Linked DNA regions of Mus musculus: region 2 is linked to region 1. Evidence: chromatin loops called from intact Hi-C (ENCODE). Cell type or tissue: heart. All regions are shown on one strand. Each heading gives the region's core, and the rest is flanking DNA. Links, peaks and the distances in the headings are about the cores only.

Region 1 (8,342 bases), core at 216-8,215:
AGTGCACAGCGGTGGCCTGAGTCAAAGACAGACATTCTGTAGCAAAGAGTGGTTGTAATAGTCATGATGGGAAGGAAGTATAAAACTGTATGTTACTGGGGGATAAGAAAATAAAATCCACCTAAATCCAGCTGAATAGGAAATAATTTGTACATTTTGGCTCTGCCAAAAGTTGGGGGAGAGGGGTGTTTGCTGCTTTTTTTTTTTCCTGTCTTGCTTTTTATGACCTTGGTAGAAAAGCACAGCATTTTAGTGGCTCTTGTAATTTCTTTACATTTTTACAAGCACTTTATATTTGTTTTAAATAATAATAATAATGATGATAATAATGATAATAATAATAGTAATACAGCAACAGTTTCCATTTTGTCACCTTGAACTGTGACTGAGTCAGGAGCTCTAAAATAGGACAGTCTAAAATAGGGTGACAGTGAGCATTAGCCAAGCAAGATGACAATGTCCTCTCCTGTCCTCTAGAAAACATGGCACAAGCTCAGAGATGAAACACGGAAGGCCAGCACCTTTATTAGATAAGAACGCTAAACTGGTGTGGAACACTGTTCTTGTCCGTCCTCTGGCTCTTCTGAGGAAGCAGGAGTGAGGGTGTATCAGAACCGACACAAGATGCACAGAGCCTGTATTTTGTTCATAGAGAACACACCTCTGGGGGCAAGGGTGTCCTTGGAGAAAGTCAAGACACACTTCACAATAAGATTCTCTACTTGAAGTAGCACCATCACAGATTTATTTGTGTATATTCTTTAGACTACTTCAACCCTTTAAAAAGTAAGTTTATGAACTCTTACAACTAGAGAAAGAAAAATAAATGCATGCAAAAGAATATGCTAGAAAGAAAGTCCTTTTACATATTGAAAAATGGCTTAGTATCAACTATGTCCGTAGGCATCTGCTGAAATCACATAAGGTAAGTAATGGTACTCTTCTAAATAGTCATTTTTATATTATTTTGGGCCATGCTACTCAGTTATCTCAAAAATAAAATAATTATGGTATTGTTTGGCTTTTTAATTTCTTTAAGTGTTCAGTGGACATTTAATGTGTTTCCTTGGTATGCATTTAAATAAAGAGGCTAAATTCTCCTCACCATTTTGAAGTCTTTTTTTTCTAAACACATTTGAACATGTGTTCAAATTTAGAACTAGGATAAGAATAGTTCACTTTTGCTACAATCAGCAGAAAAATCAATTCATGCAGGCATTATAAATTTGATCACAAACTCGTCTTCAGTTTCTCCGATGATGGATAGCTCTTTGTGACCCATGTGTGACTTAAGGTGTCCTTCTACAGGTGCAGCAAGGTGGGGCAAAGAATGTGGGAACTAGTTGGTCCAGTGACAGGCTCAAGTGTGTGGGTGTAATGGAAGTCTATGGGAAAGGTGTTTCATTTCGGTGTGTTTTAATGAGTTCAGCTTTTCACCCAATATGTTACAAAAAAGAGTTATTCAGAAACACCAAAACCCATGTCTTCACCAGGCTTCTCAGAATCTTTGCTCTGTCCGTCCACTCTCTTTGTCCTAGCTGGAGCTTCGTGGGTGGAAAGGTCAAGACCTCCTTCTACAGCAGCAACAGCAGCTACAGTGGGCCAACAGTCCCTACCTGCCAGCTGAGGTTCCCCACGATGGGTTCTGAATGTCCCAAATCCAAACTGTACTCAATGGTTATAAATACATTTTATCACCTGCTTCCGACTGTTCTGACAGAGAGAGGAGAGAGAGGGAGAGAGAGAGAGAGGGAGAGAGAGAGAGGGAGAGAGAGAGAGAGAGAGGGAGAGAGGGAGAGAGAGAGAGGGAGAGAGAGAGAGAGAGAGAGAGAGAGAGAGAGAGAGAGAGAGAGAAAGAAAGAAAGAAAGAAAGAAAGAAAGAAAGAAGGAAAGAAAGAAAGAAAGAAAGAAAGACAGACAGACTAAACTTAAGCAATTATCTCTCATTTAAATGTTTGGGAACTTTTCCATGCAAGTCTTAGAGAGGTCTAAAGTTCATGGTGGCGGAACTTTGTTTAAACAGGAAAAATGCTGAAAGCCAGAGACAGGAAGATCTTATTAATTGATGAGGCTCTTATTTTGTGCTACCCAGCAAAGTGGAGACTCATGAAGACATTTGAAACAGCTAACAAAAATACAGTCAAAAATGAAACCAAAATAATAAACAATGAAAAGAAAGGAAATCCCCCCAGAGTCTTTTTAAAAAGTGTGTTGCCATCCTTAGCACTGAAAATTTTGCTAGAACTGATTGCCTACTGAGGCATGAGTTCATTTTACTTAAGAAGCCAATTCCTATGTTTCTTTCACGTTATCTCCTAAAATATTTTCCCCAGATCAACCAATATGGCAATACAGAAATGCGAGAGCCAGCCTGTGACAGGGGGTAGGGCTACATTTATCCACATTTACTCATTTATAGGAAAAGAAAAACAAATGCTTTCAAAGATTTTTCTCTTATTTGTTTTTTTCTCACTTTGGTTGTTTTCTTTAAAAAATAAAAATACAGAGTAACTCTTTAAGGGATTAAATGATGTCTGAGTTTACTTAAGACAGCTAGCTACTGTATTTGGTTAGACTCTCCAGAAACAGTAAAATACAAATTGAGTGTGTAACAAGATGTTAAGGGGAAGTAAGGAGGGGCTGGAAAGATGGCTCAATAGTTAAGAGCATTGGCTGTTTTTCCAGAGGACCAGGGTTTCATGCCCAGGGGCCACACCATGGCTCACAATCATCAACAGCTCTAATTCCAGGGGACCCGATACCCTCTTCTGGGTATCAGATACATGGACATCTGCATTCATACTAACACACATATGCACACACACACACACACACACACACACACACACACACACACACACAAACAAACAATAAATCATAAAAAAGAAGTAAAGAAACTTAAGGAAAAATAATACCATTTAAATTAGTTATAATTGCTTAAGTTCCTTCTTTCCTTTCTTCCTCCCTCCCTCCCTCCCTCCCTCCCTCCCTCCCTCCCTCCCTCCCTCCCCCTCTCTCTCCCTCTCTCTCTCTCTCTCTCTCTCTCTCTCTCTCTCTCTCTCTCTCTTTCTTTCTTTTTCTTTTTTAAGGAGGGAGCTTTATTGATGTTTAAAGTTAATGAAACCTATAAAGTGTTTAAAAAAGGAAAGGACTATCTCCATTTGCAGGAGTCTGCCTTACGGCCTGGAGCTGTGAAGGGGGGTGTGGCACTACCTCTCCTGTGATCTATACCAAGCAGGGAGAGATTCAGACAAGGTGGTTTGGGATTAGGCACAAGAACTAATGGCTTTCCTAATTATTCCAAGGGGTCCTGTGATTGGGCTCGAGGCCAGCACACTTTGGCCAGCAAAGCCTCTCAATTAAGTACAGTCTGCACGCCAAGTTCCTCAGTAAGAGCACGTGAAAGGGCTTCTTTTGACTTTTGATCAAATCCATTTAAATTCTCTGCCATGGGACCCTAACTGTGTCTGGAATCCCTCATACCTGGGCGGCCTTTTTATTAGGTTTTTGTTCTTAGCGTGGAGCTTCTGGTCAGTAGGGTCACAGCGCTCTCACGTACATGTGTTCATAATAAAACATTGCTGTGGAGCTGGGTAGAAGCCAGGCATCTGTCTACATTCCTCTTCGGTCTTGGAGGCAAGAGACCTGCCTAATACCCCTGTGAGGGCTGGACACTAGATCAATACTTACTGAATTGAAAAACAAAACAAAACAAAACCAAAAACAAAACTGAAAACAAACAAAAAATCCTAAACAAGAAAGTTCTTGAGCTAGCAGAGTATGTACCAAATAAACAGATGGTATACATTTCCTAGACTCCTTGCTTGCCCATTTTCTCAGTTACCCTTGGTGAGGACTGCTATGTTCGCACTCTGAGGCTAACAGAAGTTTGTCACCCCGGGAAGCTCAGGGGGATGGCAGTGTGCCTACCTTGTGGCTGTCCTTTAATCCCTCTTGCTTTGAAATGCTCATTTGCAACCAGGAAGGCAGGTCCCCTGCTTGGATCTGGTCAAGGGGCTTGTAAAAGAGGCTCTCACTTCAGTTCAATTCCTGTTCTCTTCAAGTTTAAGAAAAAGGAATGTTGGCTAACATTTAGTCCTGGGGACATACTTTCAGGTTTCATCAGTGTCTTCTCTGTTGATTTTAAAGGATAACACAGCATGCCCATAATTCAGGAGGACTTAGGTGAGTTCCCTCTAAGATATTCCCCTATCTTAAGTTGGAGGAGTTAGAGTCAGTAAATGAAATGACTGAGCCCCCAAGCAAGAGCCAGGGCAGTCTGGCACATGCTCACAGCCTTGGGCTGCTCTAAGTTGTCTTACTTGGAGCAAAGCAAATCTGAGAGAGCCAAAGCAAGAGACAGAGACAGACAGACAGACAGACAGACAGACAGACAGACAGACAGAGACAGAGACAGAGAGACAGAGGGAGAGAAGGAGAGAGACAGGGAGAGAGGGAGAGACAGAGAGACAGCAACAGAGAGAGACAGAGACACTAATGCTACCATTATTCTGATGAAAAATTGGTAACTACTGAGCTTGTAATTCTCAACCAGGAAGATTTAGAAAACTGGTCAAAATGTATTTCTCCAAGTTGAAACAATATTTGCAAAGGGACTTCAGAAAGAACAAAAACCTGTGAGGTGGGACAGGTATTACCTGAAAGAAGTGCTGGTGGCCGGAGCAGGAGCAAACTGGTGTATTTCGGTTGTTGGAATTCTTGTCAACATCAGAGATGCTAGCATACCTTTATCTAAGAATGTCAGTGGCTGTGTGTAGCCCTTCGGTCCTTATTTTTAATGCATACCTCCTACTCTATGGTGTTTTTTATTTTTGTTTGTTTGGTTTTGGTTGTGTTTTATTTTCATTTTTAAATTTTAGGACAACTTTGCTAAGTAGTAGGAGACTAGCTCAGTGACATTTTCCAAAAGTCATGATTTTAAAAAGAACGGAAGATTCTGCTGTGCAGAAGCAATGTGTTCTTGTTTTTATTTTTGAAACCGACTTCTTAATTGAAAAAGCTCAACCCATTCCTATGAACCCAGTCAGGTTCTTAACTTGACCCTTCTACAGCACTCCTCCCTTTGAGCGCCCCCTTGAGGTCAGCATCTTCATAAACAGGGCCTTCCTGTCAATCACTGTTTTCTGAGAGGTTTCACAAGCAGCTGAAGAAGGAATCACACAGGTACTGTCAGTGCTAAGGAAACTATCAATGGGAAGGAACGTAAGAGCAATATTTACGGGGATCTCCCCCTGATGTCTTGTTAGATGAAGAAGCACTCAGAGCATCCTCTATATGCAGAAATTGACAGGCATTCCAGAACATTCAGAAACTGGGGGAACTAACAGCATATATAAGCAACCATTCTTCCTGCCTTCCTGACACTTAAAATCTCTTTTACTATCTCTCTTGCTTTGATCTTTTGAAAAGAAATTGCGTCAGCAGGATTCAAATTTGTTCCTTTCTCACTTTATATTTCATTATTTATTCACTCCCTTTCTTCTGCTTTCAGTTATAGTCAATTTTCTGAATACTTCCACCCCAGGATCTCTCTACATCCATACTGGCTTCTTCTGAGAGACAAGCCCATGATTTGGAGTTTCTGTTATAATTTTCAACAAGGATGTTTCAAAGTCATTTCAAACCCGACCCAACCAAACAACATTTGAAAGCTCCAGCTATTTCACGCCAAATGAGCGGCAGCAGCCGCCGAGTGTGGTGAATCTAGATGATTGATCCCTTAGGGCTGAGCCCTCTGGGAATACCTCACAGTAGAGGCTCACACACGCATGAAGGGTCTGAACCAGGTTATTGGTGAGTAACAGTGAACGGAATCAGTACCACACCTATTGCTGCTTCTTTTGGCTCAGAGTTTTCTACAGCCTTCATGCTTCCAAGGTTAGCTTTCCTCTGACGCAACCGTTTTAAAGAGCTGTGTGTGTGGAGGGCTGAGGTTGCTTGCTAAATGGCTAAATGATATTTTCTTTCACTCACATTATTTTTCTTCCCTCTTCTAAGGATATAAGAAGCTAAAACCAGATGATAAAGAAAAGGGTCCAGCCACATTCAACCCACAATAAATACACACATACATACACACCACAATTCTCTCTATTTCTCTCTCTCTCTCTCTCTCTCTCTCTCTCTCTGTGTGTGTGTGTGTGTGTGTGTGTGTGATTTGTAAAGGACTACCCTTGAAAATCAAAAGTGCAATCCTGACTCCCAGTTAAGATTCAATTCTTGAATACCAGGCATTTTCTTTGCTCATTCTGTACCAACTTAAGGCATAGTTTTGTGAGCTGCCAAGCAGCACAGCCCCTCAGGCCCAGCACTGCCCTGATGTCTTCTACAAAGCTGCCCCTCCCTTTCAGCCTTGAAGTGACTCCCAGACCAACTGGACTGTGTCCTGATCCAAAAGGCAACCGCTTTTGATGCTGACCTTTAAATACAATAGATGCTTCCTTCTTTTCATCTCACATCATGTTTCTTTTTAACAAGAACATGGAGACTTTTCTGCAGGACTCACAGCAGACTCTTTTCTCATAGAGAATCATACATAATTAAGAGCATAACTTTGGGTTTTCATGTACAACTTGGTATACCATGAAAAATTTTAGTTTTGTGGAATTTTTTTTTTTTCATGAGGAGGAAGCACCCTCTTTACTGGGATAGCCTCAAGGGTGGAATGAGTTACACTGTGACAGTTTACAAAAAAGGCCATACAGTGATGGAAATTCAATTAAAACATACACACACACTCAAACACACACATTCTCTCTCTCTCTCTCTCTCTCTCTCTCTCTCTCTCTCTCTCTCTCTCTCTCACACACACACACACACACACACACAGAGTCAGATGAACGTATGAAGTTGGAACAGCCTCTATTTCCCTACTTCTGTGAGTTTACACATCGTGTTTGAAAAATGTTCTGTGTTTGGAGGTAGTGTTGCACTTGGCTTAGGTTTTGATGAGACAATCACGAAATCATTAAGCTTTTGGAATTGTATTTTGAATATAGTGCCCATCTGTAAAAGACATGTGGAGATCAGGGACTAACATGACTCGCTTCAGGTCAGGATGCAAACTTAATTAAAATGTGTCCGTCAGCATCACTGACTCCCTTGCATTAGTCTGCCTTCCATACGTGTGGCAAAATACCCAAGGTGGTCAACTTAAAACACCGAAAACTCACTCTGCCTATGATTTCAGAGACTGCTTCATAGTTGCTTAGTCACCAAGCCTTTGATGTCACAGTAGCAAATCTCGGTGGGAGCATGCTGCAGAGAGGAATGTCCTAGTAGGGGTTCTATTCCTGCACAAAACATGAGCAAGAAGCAAGTTGGAGAGGAAAGGGTTTATTCAGTATACAATTCCACATTGCTGTTAATCACTAAAGGAAGTCAGGACGAGAACTCAAAAAGGTAAAAGGCAGGAGTGGATGGAGAGACCATGGAGGGATGTTATTTATTGGCTTGCTTGCTTCCTCTGGCTTGCTCAGTTTGCCTTCTTATAGAACTTAGGACCCCCAGGCTGGGAATCTACCACCCACAATAGGCCATCCCCCCTTGATCACTAACTGAGAAAATACCTTGTTGGATCTCATGGAGGCATTTCCTCAATGTAAACTCCATTCTCTTGATAACTCCAGCTCCTGTCAAGTTGATGTACAGGGACTTTTTAACCTCTTGACAGCTAAGTGGAAGAGACAAAAGAAGGACCACAGCGCTTTCAAGAGTGCCTCTCAAGGGTCCAACTTCCTTCCACAAGATCCCATGTCCAAAACACTTCTTTGTTTCCTAAAGCACTACAGGTTGCAGACCAAGCATTTAACACATAGATCTTGGGGGTGGGGGGCAATTGAGTTTTCAGATTATAGGACTCCACAATCACAAGGGGATAGTATATTCTATTGAAGTTCTGTTTAGAGAAATGAAATAAAACAAAATGGCATTAGTCTTTAAGATATCACCCCACTGGGAATTTTTTAAAATCTAAGAACCTAAGGAATTTAGTCTAAAGGAAACAACTAAGAGGATTAGTCCTGATTCCCATGCCAGGAATTAGACAGGCTAATTAGTCTCTTCTGTCATTACTGAATCCTGGTCTGAAGCATTGATGCTAAGACTCAAATTTTCACAGTTTGAAAGAGAGTGCTTAGGTATTCATTTTTGTTTTTGTTTTCTGAGTGGTATTGGATTTTTTTGTTATCTTCTTTTAGCCAGAATACAAAAGGATTATCACAGCATTTAAATACACACACAACATGTGTGTGTATGTGTATGTATGTATGTATGTATGAATATATATATACGTATATATTTGTGTATATACATACACACAC
Region 2 (8,342 bases), core at 110-8,109, 140 kb after region 1:
GGACTTAAGAAGAAATGCTCCTTAATTCATAACTGAAATTTTGTTTTAGTTCAGTTTGTCTGCACTGGGATCCACATCCCATCCCAACATAGTCTACTTAAAAGGGGAGCTTACATTTCAGATTGTCTCCAGGATAGAACCACTACCTCCTCCTCCTCCTCCTCCTCCTCCTCCTCCTCCTCCTCCTCCTCCTCCTCCTCCCACCTGTTTGGTTAGTCTGGGGATTAATCTTTGTTACCACAGTTTACAAACTCCTTGAGATTGAGGACCTTGCCCATGTTACCACCAGATTCCCCAGTGTCCTCAGAAGTTTCCAGACAACAAGTAGTCACTTGGCAGAGGATTGAGGAGAGACTGTGGAAGAGAGTAAGAAGATACATTTACCTAGGAATTTCATAAATTCATTTTTTTAATAGCTGAGTAGTATTCCATTGTGTAAATGTACCACATTTTCTGTATCCATTCCTCTATTGAGGGGCATCTGGGTTCTTTCCAGCTTCTGGCTATTATAAACAAGGCTGCTATGAACATAGTGGAGCATGTGTTCTTCTTACCGGTTGGGACATCTTCTGGATATATGCCCAAGAGAGGTATTTCGGGATCCTCCGGTAGTACTATGTCCAATTTTCTGAGGAACCGCCAGACTGATTTCCAGAGTGGTTGTACAAGCTTGCAATCCCACCAACAATGGAGGAGTGTTCCCCTTTCTCCACATCCTCGCCAACATCTGCTGTCACCTGAGTTTTTGATCTTAGCCATTCTGACTGGAGGGTATCATCCTGAGTGAAGTAACCCAATCACAAAGGAACTCGCACAATATGTACTCACTGATAAGTGGATAATAGCCCAGAAACTTAGGATACCCAAGATATAAGATACAACTTGCCAAACGCATGAAATTCAAGAAGAACGAAGACCAAGTGTGGACACTTTACCCTTTCTTAGAAATGGGAACAAAACACCCATAGAAGGAGTTACAGAGACAAAATTTGGAGCTGTGACGAAAGGATGGACCATCTAGTGACTGCCATATGCAGGGATCCATCCCATAATCAGCTTCCAAATGCTGACACCATTGCATACACTAGCAAGATTTCGCTGAAAGGACCCAGTTATAGCTCTCTCTTGTGAGACTTTGCCTAGCAAACACAGAAGTGGATGATCACAGTCAGCTATTGGATGGGTCACACGGCCCCTAATGGAGGAGCTAGAGAAATTACCCAAGGAGCTATAGGGAACTGCAACCCTATAGGTGGAACAACAATATGAACTAACCAGTACCCGGGAGCTCTTGTCTTTCGCTGCATATGTATCAAAAGATGGCCTAGTCGGCCATCACTGGAAAGAGAGGCCCATTGGACATGCAAACTTTATATGCCCCAGTACAGGGGAACACCAGGGCCAAAAAGGGGGAGTGGGTGGGTAGGGGATTGGGGGGGTGGGTATGGGGGACCTTTGGGATAGCATTGGAAATGTAAATGAGGAAAATACCTAATTAAAAAAAAAAGAAGAAGATACATTTAGATAGGAGGGCCCTCATAGCAATCTCCTATATTTTTATTGGTGTAGTATAATTATGGCTCCTGAAGTTTATCAATACAACCATATATAATTTTATTGGTGAAGTATAAGTATGGCCACCATTTTCTTTGAAACTATGCACTCCTGAAGTTTATGCAAACTTCTGCAATGACAATTCTTAGCTCTATTAGTCTTGATCTTTTGAGTTAAATCATCCACACTAATTCTCATTTTTGCTTTGCAATCATATTAACAACATGCATTACAAAATCAATGAACATATTTTAAGAGTATAGTTTATTATGAGCATACAGCAACAAACAGAGAAAATCCAAGCTTTTGGATTTTGCCAATTTAGAAATCTAAATTGGCATCATAAGATGATTAATGCTGGTGTTATGGTAACAATGTATTACAAGGGTCAACGATACTGTGTTTTCCACGATACAAAGAAAGCACAGGCTCTGAAGTCCTATGCGGAATGCTTCTTTTCCTTTGTTTTAGCCTGAATTTTCTCTGTCCAGCAGAAACCAATTAGTATTTTTATGTCTGAGTTTATGCTTCTATAAACTGAAGAAAACCCTTGCTACCTATGCTCAGAAGAATGCTCTGATAAATAATGAAGTCATGTCTGAAACACACGATACAAGAACAAAGTATAATTATGATTTGTTTTCTGATTGGGATTAGCTTGATTCCCAGTTTCTAAGAAGTTTGTAATAACTGTCTAATAGTCCCATAATGTTTTTGTTCTCTCTTGGTGGGGGGGGGGCATTTAAGCAGATGCTTGGAATGCTAACTGTGAATATCTAACACTACACATGTGTAAGCTGCTTTATGCAAAGCCTCATCGAATACACCATGGAATATATGGATGGCAAAAGGTATTTCTGTTAGAGACAGGGAGATAGAGAGACAGAGAGGCACATGCACACAAACACACACACACACACACCATACACACACTCACACTCACACACACACACACACACACACACACACACACACAGAGAGAGAGAGAGAGAGAGAGAGAGAGAGAGAGAGAGAGAGAGATGGAATTTTCTTTGTTGTTAGGATTTTCCAAGCTAAGAAGTATGGCAGTCTTTTTGATATGGTTATATTCATTTTCAGGAGGAAGTACTCAAAAACCTGTTGTTGGGAAAATACAAATGTGATGCCAGCTTTCACTGAGCTATGCAAACAAATATACAAGAAGACAACAGAACTCTTTGCTATTTCAAACTAAATATATTCTACCATGCACTGCTGTGAGTTGGGAAGCAATTAGGAATCTCTGCAGCAAATTTGAATTCAGTGACCAGTAGCTTCAACAAAGATTAAGCTGACCTTTCTTTTCATTAGTATTCGTGACGTATAGTTTTGTTCTTAAAAGAGTTTGGGCCTTGGAGTAATACTTTCTTCCTTTTAATAGACAATTATTTACTGACTTGCTCCAGTCTTCCATTACTTGTTAAGACTTGAGATATTGGACGACATGTCTTTATGGCTTTTGTACTTTAAAAATTCAATTAAATTTTACTTTGCACAAAGCAAATTCACTGTTCTTCCTAGGCAAGGTCATAGAACATTGATAGAGTAGCAGCCACCATAGGGTTTCATTAAGATTTTGTTCAGATGGGGAAAGGTACTTAATAGACCTGTGAATTCAGGAAAAGATGTACCAGTAAAATCTACTTTTTTGTATTTGGTTATTTTTTTGTGTAATTATTTTCTTGCACTTTCCTAACAGAATTCATTTCCAGTGATCATTTATATATTACACTTTCTGGTCCAAAGATGTCATTTTATAGATATCATTGCCAAGAGAATATTTTTGTCTTCTCTTTGGATGGGGGAGCAAGATCATCTTTTGATTTTTAATTGAAAAAAGCCATTTGCTTTGGTAAGTTTCCATTCTTTAATTAACTCAATAAATGATTTTAAAGCCCAAGATCAATTGTATGTTATTAGCAGCCTTGTCCTACTTGACAGAAAATACTCACATAGGAGACAAGAAATAAAGAGTCTTAAGTTAGCGTAGATGATAAAAAGACTGCCAGTGTTGAAGTGTGCCTCAGGGCTAGAAGTGTCAGGGTTGAAGAAGACCTTAGAGCTGGAGGTAAAAACGTATAGGGTACAGAATGTGTTCCTGAAACCTAAAGCCTCTCCTTGAAGCATGTTTACCTTCCATTTGCCTATATAACTTGATTATTTCCTAGCTTAAGCTACCCAGTAACTTACCAGGAACCTCCTCACACCCAGGAACATCTGTTTTCAATTGGAAAGTGCTTACAAGAGGACCACCTGCCAGCTCAGGGAATGTTTTCCTTCTCCCAGTGGGGTCTTAGCTTTCATGTAGTTAAAGCGAGCTAAGCAAGAAGCCCTGAAGACTATTGTTAAGGCTCACATGCTTACTGGTATGTTCTTATATACAGAAAACGAAACCCATAAGATACAACTATGCTCAGTTTTTAAATTCTATCTTTACTGATCCTTACTCAGAACTCTGAATTTTTTTCTCCATGCCTTTCTTTATATTTCCTTTCTCCACTTTTATTTATTCATTTCATTTGTGGGTACGATGGCACATGTGTGTCACAGTAAGCATGTGGAGGTCAAAAGACAAGGAGGTAGGTTCTTTCCTTATACCTTGTGGGGACCAGGGATGAAAGCCAAGGCACCAGCAAGTGCCTTTACCTAATGAGCCATCTTCTTGGCCTCTTTCTTCATATGCCTTTGCTCTGTTACATTTCCTGATACCACTAATAGTCTTGATACAAAAGAAAATGTTTCTCAGTTTTGAAAGCTATGGCATTAAAGCAAATGCAAACACTTCTTCAATGAGCCTAAATGTTGTTTCTCCCACACCCAGGACAATTGCCATGGGCACAAAAGAGTCATGAAGGCTGCTAAAGAACTGAACTATTTCAGCTCTAATCCTGATCTAAAGTTCAAGTGCAAACTTGTGCACACATGGAGAGAAGCTGTTTGAAGGAAATGAAGGAGAACCACTTGGGAATGTGGGTGCTCCTTGCTTCTGAATTTTGCCAAGTTCTCTCACACATTCTGTCACTCTTTGAAGTATAAATGTGCCAGGGAAGTGAAAACTGGGCCCTGGTATCACCTTCTTTTTCAGTAAGAGAGAGAAAAAAAATAAACAAAGATGTGTTATGGGCGTAGTTATTGTTGTAACATCAACTTTATAATGAAATATCTAGAGTAGATGCTTCCTCTATTGATACTGGAATCCCCCTCATAGGCTTACATCAGTCTTAAAATACCAGGGATACAAATAACCGTCCTACCAGGAACATAACCTATGTGGGAGCCTCAGAGGCTGGCCTCATGCAAACCCTGTGCACATTCCACATCGATGGAAGGGATCTCAGACACCCAGCTGCAGCTGACAAAATGTAGGAGTCAGGTGACAAAGTGGTGACAGGATCCTTGATGACAGCCAAAATACAGTTCCAAGTTAATATCACTTCCACACTATCTTCAGCCTGGGTCACATGGTTGCTCGGTAGAGACACACCTCAGTAAGAACCCAGAAGCACACTCACACCATGCCCTGCATTCCACAGACTCCCCTGCCTTGTTAAGAGGATCACAACACAAAGGTTATTTACCATGGGAACTCAGATTAATTCACCACTCAGGAACTAGAAGTGGACTAGGCGAGCTGCTCTCAGAAAAACAAGCCAAATGTGCTAACTCACATTACCTCACCTTCAGCAGGCACAAGTGGTGAGGAGAAATGAGTGTGGTAAGAAAGCAGGTAGTCTTTGCAGGTTCATTTCTCATGACATACTTGTCTTGAGAATCTGAATGCTAGCAATGGATGACAATAGCTTGCTTTAAGGACGACATGGAAAGGTATTCTCAAAGATCATCTTAAAGAAGATTCACAGAGCTGAGTAGTAAACTCTTCAGGCTCCTGAGCCACAAGATCTCTACTGCAAACTAAAGCCTGTCATGATGAAACCACAAAGTTAGGTTTGGCCACATAAAAATGACACAAATGGGTACCAGACTGCATCTGTTATCTGGGTCAAATCTACATAGTTTGTTGACCTTTGGGTCTAAAATGTTGACCAGACCTGAACTTTAGGTGAATACAGTCCAGTGACTCATTCCAATGGCAGTGTATAAAAGACTTCATAAGTACTGCATTAAATTTCAGAATACCAATTTTAAGAAAATCACTCTCTCCCCTTCAGTTTCATCATCTGCATATCCATGAAGAAACTTACAGAATCCACTGAGTGTTTCCTAATTTAAAATTTTGATTTTCTTCCCATAGGCGACTAAATCTCAAAAATAGCATATTTGCTCCAGTTTCTCTGAGCAGTGTTTCAGAAGGCAGGTATCCCCTGTCTAAGGAATGCTACAAGTCTCAGGAAAGTCAATTGTAGGTTTTATTACATAAATAATAAGGTAAGTGACTCGTATACTTTCCATTCTGATCCCCATTACAACATTAGGTTGCAAACTGGTTAATATCTTTTTTTATATTTTGAGATATTAGTGGAGGAAAGAAATATGTTACTCACCCACTATCTTATAGCTAATGCAGAGAAGAACAGAGCAGAACATTGTAAATGCCAGCCAGGTTTTAAAACACACCATTCTCCTAAAGTGCTCTCTACCTTTGAACCACTTCAAAAGGAGACTCTGAAATGAGAGAGCAACCATGCCCAAGTAACCACTAACTTGTGCAGATAAATATAGGCATTCTGCAATAGTTTCACGAGACAGAACAGAAATGGAACACACTGACATCAAGAGTAATATCACACAAAGAATCTACTTCCATGGGCTTCTGGCCTCACAAAATTATAAATTCTACAGGGACTTTCAGGGCTATCCACATTTACAAACACAACCCTGTTGTGCTGCTTTCCAGAGACAAGGAGAATGATAAAACTATTATTATTTTAAGTAGCTTCCTTCTAAATAAAAACACACTTATAAATTGGACACAAGTCTGTTTTTTGTTTGTTTGTTTGTTTGTTTGTTGTTGTTGTTTTGGTTTCTTGTATTAAGGTTGAAACTTTGGTCATTTTAAATAACGAACAGGAACATATCCGTTGTTTGTGAAAAACTGCATTCTGGCTGGCAGAGGGCCCTGTGTCCCCCCCCCCCCTTCTTTTCATGTTTTTTCACACTCCATCTGGTTTTGTGTACTCCGTGTCTTTTCCTCTCTGCCAAGTTTTTTTTTTCAGTGTACACACATCACTCTACATCTTCAAAGCATTTTACAAAGCTCATTTCCACGATGCTCTAAAATGAACTTCTTCGTGTTTTTCTCACAAGCCTCTAAAATACCTCACTACATGACTCTTCTTTTACTTGTTTCCAAAGAAAATCCATTTCATTTACACATTTAAAGTGCCAAACCCTCATCTTGTTTGTATTGTCCTGGACTATTTCATATTGGTTTAGCACATTCTTGGTGTCAAGCAGTGTGCAGTGTATCCTGTTACCTAGACACTGGAGCGAGGTCTGTGCGGAACCCAAGTATGGACAGAAAGATGCAAGTATCTACTGTCTTGTTATGAACAGATATGGTAATCGCAAGGATTCCAGAACAATAAGAGTAAGAATTTAGATAGCAGTGATGAGCACAGCTCTAGATATTTTCTAAAAGCTTTTTGTATTATCAACTGAGAAATATCACAGACTGGGAAACAATAAATTGTTATTGAGTTTAAGTTGGGGTGGAGGGGTATATAGATTAGTTCCAATTGCTTGATAAGTAGCCAGGCAAGTTTCTGTGTATTTTGAATGCTTTTCAAATCATCTTTATTGCCTTGTACTGTTTTATCAGATACATGGTTTGATTCATCCCCTTTTCATTTTGAAGTCAACAAGAGTCTTTTAGGGGCATAATGGTGTTTCCTAAATTCATATGTTGATTTTCTAATCAGAAGTACCTCAGAATATGACTGTATGTAGAGAACACATTGTATTAATCAGAGATTTCTAGAATCACAGAATTCATGGAATGAATTCTGTCCTCTCTCCATATATATATAACATTTATTATATATATAATATTTATGATATATAATAACATGTAGGATTTATTAGAATAATTACAGGCTTTAACCTTCTAATTCAGCTAATGGCTATTTGTGAATAGAAAGCCTAAGAGTCTAGTAGTTGATTGGTCCTGCAAGGCTTTATGTCTCAGCTTGTCTTTTGCATATGCTAGAATCCTGAAGAAATAGGCTATAATGCCAGTAAAGTAACAGATGTGCTTGCAAATTGAGACCAAGATGGCAAAGAGCAAAAGCTTCCTTCTTTTATGTTTTTATATAGACTTCCAACAGAAGGCGTGACCCATACTAAAGGTATGTCTTCCCACCTCAAGATCTGGATCAAATGTGTATATCTTCCTACCTCAAGGGTCTGAACTAGTAGATGTATCCACTTCAAAGCAAGCATAAAATCTCTCACTTGTGTGCTCTTCACTTCTAAACTGTAGTTAATTTTAGGTAATAGTCAAGTTGGTAACCAAGAATAGCCATCACAGGTATCACTGAAGAGGTGAACAAGTTACACTGAAGTGACTGGGATGAACCCTAATCACTAATTGTGTACAAGGAACTCTGATAGAAAATGGAATTTTGGGCACAGAGGGATAAGAACAGAGAGAAGTCCAGTGCCCTGGAGCCAAGGGTTTGATACCTAATACTAGATGGTTGTTGTCATGACCCCAACCATAAAAATTATTTTGCTGCTACTTCATAACTGTAATTTTGACAGTTATGAATGGTAATGTAAATATCCAATATGAAGGATATATGATATGTGAC

What was found. Hi-C counts contacts between places; a loop is a spot of excess contacts. Peaks named below come from ENCODE experiments on the same cell type or tissue, not always from the same donor. Only the 100,000 strongest peaks of a DNase experiment are listed, where the experiment ranks them.
Region 2: a loop joins it to region 1, with 2.9 times the contacts of the local background. A loop is called at or near these places in 5 of 42 quality-filtered maps.

The regions. Positions count from the first base shown.
Region 1 is chr10:56,835,834-56,844,175 of GRCm38, forward strand. No RefSeq gene overlaps it. Among named protein-coding and RNA genes, the nearest start is that of Gm36769, 95 kb to the right of the region's middle. In heart, for the core only: a CTCF peak has its summit at 5,100 (motif pointing left); a DNase peak (open chromatin) is centred at 5,108.
Region 2 is chr10:56,975,990-56,984,331 of GRCm38, forward strand. Gm36827 (a long non-coding RNA gene) reads right to left here and starts at 6,242. Exons shown (of 3, transcript XR_871656.2): 1 at 6,075-6,242. RefSeq lists an enhancer at 3,119-5,827. In heart, for the core only: no CTCF peak of the experiment used is centred there; a DNase peak (open chromatin) is centred at 5,002; H3K27ac peaks cover 1,495 bases.